Regions from separate parts of the Mus musculus genome. Here region 2 is linked to region 1. A link is a contact called in ENCODE Hi-C or POLR2A ChIA-PET data. All regions are on one chromosome and are shown on one strand. Each heading gives the region's core, a stretch centred on a gene start or an enhancer-like site at or near the end of the contact. The rest is flanking DNA. Distances are from core to core; before and after follow the strand shown. Region 1 holds the start of Gtpbp2 (GTP binding protein 2). Region 2 holds the start of Lrrc73 (leucine rich repeat containing 73).

What was found. Hi-C counts contacts between places; a loop is a spot of excess contacts on that map. ChIA-PET counts read pairs that join two places held with the same protein, here RNA polymerase II (POLR2A).
Region 2: POLR2A ChIA-PET joins it to region 1 with 12 read pairs in Patski. The contact joins the promoter of Lrrc73 here to the promoter of Gtpbp2 in region 1. A Hi-C loop is called at or near these places in 1 of 37 maps with a recorded cell type or tissue (T-helper 1 cell). POLR2A ChIA-PET finds 5 or more read pairs at or near these places in 3 of 5 experiments (Patski and embryonic stem cell).

The regions. Positions count from the first base shown.
Region 1 is chr17:46,159,382-46,162,704 of GRCm38, reverse strand. Gtpbp2 (GTP binding protein 2) reads right to left here and starts at 1,673. Exons shown (of 12, transcript NM_019581.3): 1 at 1,379-1,673. The coding sequence starts at 1,564.
Region 2 is chr17:46,252,364-46,255,686 of GRCm38, reverse strand. Lrrc73 (leucine rich repeat containing 73) reads right to left here and starts at 1,522. Exons shown (of 6, transcript NM_001111142.1): 1 at 1,071-1,522; 2 at 348-508; 3 at 1-28. The coding sequence starts at 1,342. Yipf3 (Yip1 domain family, member 3) reads right to left here. Exons shown (of 9, transcript NM_145353.2): 9 at 3,150-3,323.

The DNA of each region.
Region 1 (3,323 bases), core at 424-2,923:
TGCCTGGTCTGCCTGCATTTCTGCGCTCCTCCTCTCTGGCCATTTTATTTTTCTCTTTCCCTCTTGGTCATCATGCTGTCTTTAAAGTCCTTAGAGGTGTCTTTATCCATACTGTCAACCACACCATGGAATGCGTAGGAGCTCTTTTCCCATCAACAAAGAAACCTTTCTACTCTTCTGCTGAAGGTGAATAATTAGGATAGCTGACTATAAAGATGGTAGAAAGATAATCTTGGCCAATGGTTCTCAAAGACCATTGTGGTGCTAAGACCACAACATTAGCTTGTAAGAAATGCCAAACAATCAGGCCCGTCTCTCACCCACTGAATCAGAATTCTATGAGCAGGAACAGCAACCTGAATCACTCTGGTGCACACTTAAAAGTCATAATCACCCATTGAAGCTCTTCCCACCTTGGGTTCTCCCATCTTTGTTTTTCAAAACAAGGTTTCTTTGTGGAGCCATGGCTATCCTGTAACTTGCTCTGTAGACCAGGCTGGCCTTGAACTCAGAGATCCCCCTGCCTCTGACTCCCAAGTGATGGGATTTTTTTTTTTTTTACATTATTTTTATTTTACGTGCATTGGTGTTCTGTCTGCATGTATGTGTGTGAGGGCATCAGACTTCCTGGAACTGGAGTTGCAGACCGTTGTGAGCAGCTATGTGGGTGCTGGGAACTGAACTGGGGGTCCTTTGGAAGAACAGACAGTGCTCTTAATCGCTGAGCCATCTCTCCAGAGTGATGGGACTTAAAGGCGAGCCCACTAGCTCCCGACTGGGTTCTCCTATTTTAAGAGGAAGGAAAGTAGTCTTCTCTGCCTTGAGGACTCCCAGAGCGGGTTCGTGCGGACTCTTCTCTGTGTCCACAGCCCCACAGGACAAGGAAAGGGCAGAGGGCTACGTCTAACTGTTCTCTGGTTTAATGTGTGTGGGTACTGAAGAATAGGGAAGGAACACATTGCTCTTGTCCCGGCTACTCCCCTTCTCCCTGTGGATTAAGTTTAGAAAAACGTTGGTTACTCTGCCTGCCCTCTTTTCCCAGTACAGTGTTCCTTCCCCACTCCCAGAGTAAGTAGGGGTTCAGACATCCTCTGCTCTTCTCAAGAGGAAAGGATCCCCGGTTCCCACTAATCCAAAGGTTATGGAGGTGAAAGGGGCAGTCCCTTCCCGAGGTCCTGACACTGAAAAGGATCGTCCAGTCTTGACGATCCCGCTTTGTAGGGGTCTTGGAACAGGAGGAGGGGTTCTCTTCCCCGGTCCTTCCTCCCTTGGGTCTTGACACCGGAAAGGGGGATTGATTTTCTCTCTCCCGCCTCCTTGGAGTCTCGGGGACCGGAAGAGTAGTTCCCCATGGCTCCGCCACTTTTCAGGTGCTCACCTCTGGGGGCAGGTACGGAGGGTTGTTGGCTTTACCTCCTCTGTTCCTTCCGTTCTTCTTCTTCCCCTTTGGGCCCCCGCAACTGCTGCTACCGCCGGCCCCCCGAGCTTTGAGGTTTCCACCCATGGCCGGGCCTCCTCCGGGCCGGCAGCAGCCGCCGAACAGCTCCGATACCCGCGAGTCCATCCGCCGCTGCCACCAGCCCCCCGCCCGACCCCTCCCCCCCGCCACTGCCGCCGCCCCTACTGCCACCGCCGAGTCGGGCCAGCCGGAGGAGAGCGGGGTGTGGCCCACTGTAGGCCACGCCCCTGCCTTCCCTGTCCTCCTAGTCGCGTCAGAAAAAGCCGCAGGGCATCAAGGGATACTGAGTCCGCAGCTATGAGATTTAGTGCTAAAGAATGCGAGTTCGAACTACAATTCCCAAGAGGCATCGCTATGCGAGAGTCACAGGTGGCTTCGGGGGCGAGGGCAGCAAGCGCGCCTTGAGCGCAAAGACTAAGGGGAGTTGTAGTCGGCACCCAGTTTCCCGTACTGCCAGCGGCTTCTCTTCTAGGGGCAGTAGGAAGGCTTTGTGGCCTGAGATTAGGGACAGTAACCGGAGGTGAAGGGCTTATATCAGAATTGAACTGGGTTTGACCTTTCGGCGCTGACCCCAGACAACAAGTTAAAAATCGGGGAGGTTGGATCTGACAGCCTGCTGGCTCCACCTCTGCCTCAGTTTCTTTCCTGACGGCTGGAGTGCTGTCGAGTGAGTCAGGGCAAAAGCTAGGGCGGAGGCAGATGGTAGTTATAGCATAATTAGAGCTGTTATTGTGACGATGATTATGCCACCCTTGCAATATAGTCACTGTTTTATTACTTGGGTGGCACAATCCGGGGGTTGGTTTTAGCAGCCCCAGGCACCGCAGTGGCCAGACACGTGTCCAGGACCCATAAAGCAGCCAGCTGCCTAAGGTTTGGAGGGTGCCTACTGCAAGTATCTCTCCTCCCCTTTGTTTTGAAGTTTAGCCAATCCCGGAAAACAGAATTTGGTTTAAAACTTGTCCGGAGGAGGGGCCTGGCCCCTACTTGGGGCGGAGCTGGGGTTCCAGTTACGTCAACCACCAGGGGGCGGGGAAAGTAGCCAGGAATAGAACTTGTCCTAGGACGCCAGGGGATTGCTGATTTGTCTTTCTAGCCAAGCTGTCTCTCCTGTCCTTCAGAACTCTCAGAGCGACATAAACCAGTATACGGGGCACCAAAGGCTCAGAATGGAGAAGCAGAATTGCTGGGCACAGAGTCAGGACGCCAGGGTTCAAATTCCAGCGCCGTGGCTATCTCATGACTCACAGTACGTCCATTCCCCTCTCTTCACAAACAACCAGGTGTTCACACATAGCCAAGAAATAGAACAGAGTTTGAAAGTTCTCCACGGTACGGTAGGAGCACTTACCTCTGGTGTACTCTGAAGGAGTTCAGACCTGGTTGAGTCCATAACTTCTGCACAGTTCCACATCGAAGGAGACGAGTCTATTGAGCATGCAGTCGCTGTCCACATTGGATAGTTTCCACACCAGCTATATACCAAAAGAACCAAAAGTTGAAAAGCCTTGCAGATCAGCCATTTACCTGGGTCTTCAGTAAAGGAAAGTAGGTGTCTTTTCTGTATGCTATCCTGTATGCTTAAGACCAGGATTGCCAGGAAAAAAAAGTTTTTAGAGATGGAGACTAGAGAATTCAGTGAGACATCTCAAAGGATGGGAATAGAAAGGAAGAGACATCCCCACCCCACCCACACATTATCACCACAAACAGGCCGGGTTCTCTCACCAGCCAGAAACCACTGCACTCAACTGATAACTATTTTTTAAATATCCACGGATCTTCCAGCAGTCACCCTTTAACACACAATTCCATCCCAGCCAATTCTCCTTAATGGATACCTTCCTTTAAGAAAGGGTGGGGC
Region 2 (3,323 bases), core at 273-2,772, 93 kb before region 1:
TTGGCGCTCAGTGTTAGCTCCTTCAGACCTAAGCAGCAGCATAGTGAGAATCCAGGATGGGTAAGGTGAGGTCCTTCTCGACCCTGTTGTCTATAGGGTAACCCTAGTGGCAGGGAGCCACTCTGCCCCCAACCACAGCAGTCTAGAGCAGTTAGGGACCTACTCACGCCTCCCCTGCCTGGATCAGTTTCCACTCTGCTCAGTTTCTAAGCATCTCCCTTCCTGAGAAGGGTAAAAAGGCATTCTTACTGCACCCTCCCGGCTCTCGGCACTGGGCCACACCCCCTTCTCGGCATTTAGCCTACATCAGTCACACTAGCCCATGCACTCAGTAGGGCCCTGCTCACCAGACTTGGCCCCGTCTGGAGGGAGTAGGCCACAGATGAGGTTGATGGCTTCATCACCCAACATGCAGTCCCCCAGGTCAAGAGCCACAAGGGCAGGGTGGAGAGCCAGGGCTGGGTTCAGCAAGGCCAGTCCCGCATCTGTCAGTGGGCTCCCATGTAGGCTGAAGGTTGAGATGAGATTAATTATGTATAACCAGCCTTATCTATTTGGGAAAGTTGCCCCTCCCCGAGACAAGAATGGGAAGGAAGAATGGAAATCCTAGATTTGAAGGGATACGATGGGAAGGGAATTTGGCTTCTGGGGCAGGTACTGATGAGAACATTGCACAGGGAGGGGTGTGTGGCTAGTGGCTGCGGAGCCGGCACACATGCTCATTCTCCTCTGAGATCCTTCCTTCAGCGGGTAGTCTCCACGGGAGGTGACCCTTCCTCAGAAACGAGGGCCTTCACAATGAAGTAACTTGGGGTTGGGGTGGGGTGGGGAGGGCAGCATTCCCTACTAGGCAGGGCTCTTTGAAGGTTGGCATGTGGAGCAAAGTCTAGAACTGATGCTCGTTTCTGGGAGGGTGTGGTGGACCCAGAGACGAGATGTGCATTAGAGGTTGCGAAGGTAGGGCGGTGGGAAAACAGGTACTGGAAAGGTAATGTGGAGACACAGGAGGTGGTAGAGGGTGTGTAGAGGGGTGCAGTGGCCGGGACCCCCTTGCGAGGGGACACACTCACAAGAGGGACTGGATGGAGCGGTTGGTCCGTAGCGCTTCTGCCAGCTGCTTGATGCGGCTGGGGCTAGACACGACGCCCAGGTTAAGGTTGAGCTGCGCCAGGGACGTGGCTCCAGCTAGGGCCCGGCAGATGCGGCCGAAGTCGCGGTCGCACAGGCGACAGCCGCGCAGCGAGAGCAGGCGCACCGCGTTGTCGCGCAGGCCGCGGCAGATGTCCCGCACCTCGGCGCCTGACAGCGGCTCCCCCGAAATCTGGATGGAGCTAGGCAGCATGGTCCCCACGGCTGGGCCTCGGGGGGGCTGCCGCCGGTGTCCCGGCCTGGGCAGAAGTTGGCCCGGGGGCGGGGCGGGGATTCAGGTCGCGGTCCCGGTTGGGGTCGCGGCCGGAGCGGAGGCAGAGGCGGAGGCGGAGGCAGCAGAGGCTGAGTCGGAAGCGGAGGCAACGGCGGCCGCGGCGGGATCGAAAGCAGGCGCGGGCCTGGGTGCGGAGGCGCGGAAGAGAAGCGGCGGGAGGCGGGGGCGGGGGCGGCCGGGGACAGAGCTGCAGCCACCCCGCGCTGGTCCTCTCCCTCGCGGCTTAGGAGGCCGCGCCCGCTCTGCGGGCCCGGGGCCCGGCAGCACGGCTCTCGGGGACAGCCGGGGCGGGATGAAGCTCAGCTTCAGCTGCTGCGCCGGAGCAGGCGGCGAGTTCCTATGGCAACGGTTGCGTCACTGGCCCTCGCCCCGCCCCCCGTCCCTGCATGGACCACGCGGCTGGCTCGCGTTGCGTGTCTTAGGGCAAAGAACTAGGATCTGAGGGCCGAACAACGCGGGAAGTAAGTAGAAGGATGCAGTTTCACGTGGGGAGGGTGGAGGCAAGTCACGCTCAGACCGCTTTTGATGTCACTTCGTTCTCTTTTTACTTATTCTCTGGTGCTTCTCCATTCTTAAGGTCTAAATCCGGAGACTCGCCAAGACCCCGCAATCAGTCCTGCTTGAAGTCCATTGGCTCTGTAATCCGTTCGCGCCCCGCCCCCCAGTAACGCGAGGCGAAGCATGCGTGGGGATTCCAGTCCACAGGGACTTCCTGGTCAATATGGTGGCACGGGGCAGGATCCCTAGGTTAGGGCAGATGAACCACCTTTGGTTTTTTTTCGAGACAGGGTTTCTCTATACAGCTGTCCTGGAACTCACTTTGTAAACCAGGCTGGCCTCGAACTCAGAAATCTGCCTGCCTCTGCCTCCCAAGTGCGTGTGCCACCACCGCCCCTGGCTACCACCTTTGAACATACCAAACAGGAAAGTGGGGTTGCCCAAATCAAAGGGTGTCAGTTCATCCCAGAGCCGTGGGGAATCGGGGTGGGTGGGGGCGTGTAAAGCCGCCACAGTGAAGCTGAGTTTTATCTCTGATTGCAGTGGGGGCTTCATTAGTGCAACAGGACAGTAGAGTAGGCAGAGGAAGTGCCATTCTTTAAAAAAAAAAAAAAAAAAAGCGAGTCAGAGGGTGTGGTGGCACCTTCAATCCCAGCACTCAGGAGGCAGAGGCAGGTGGGTCACTGAGTTCCGAGCTAGCTTGGTCTACAGAGTGAGTTTCCAGGACAGCAAGGGCTGCACTGAGAAACCCTGTCTCAAAAAAACGAAAACAAAAGTGAGCCAGACCTAGACACGTGCCTTTAATCTCAGTTTTTGTGGAGAGGCTGATGGATGGATCTCTGGTCTACCTGGTGAGTTCCAGGAAAGGCAGAGCTACACAGGGGGACCTTATCCCACCCCTATACCTCACAGGCAGGGGGAAAATAAAAAAATAAAACACCCAGCCCTACTCCTATTAACTGTATTTAACCACTTCAGGTTTGCCGGTGCCTGCAGAATCCAGAAGAGGGCGCTAAAGTTAGGAAACCCTGACCCACCCACCACGGATGCTGAGAACTGAGCTACTGATTCCTTGTCTTTGCAAGGGGAAAGACTGTACACTCAGTGCCATCTCCCCACCCCTAGGTTTTATTTTTAATTATGTTAATGCTTGTGCCTGTGCAGTGAGTGCAGGCACCCTGAGGTCCTTGGAGGAGCTGGAGCTAAAAGCAACTGTGAACCATCCAGCAGGTTTTATTTTTAATTATGTTAATGCTTGTGCCTGTGCAGTGAGTGCAGGCACCCTGAGGTCCTTGGAGGAGCTGGAGCTAAAAGCAACTGTGAACCATCCAGCATGGGTGCTGGGAACTGGTCTAGTCCCCTCAAAGAACTGTATGGCCCTAAGTGGTTTGGAACTCTGTTG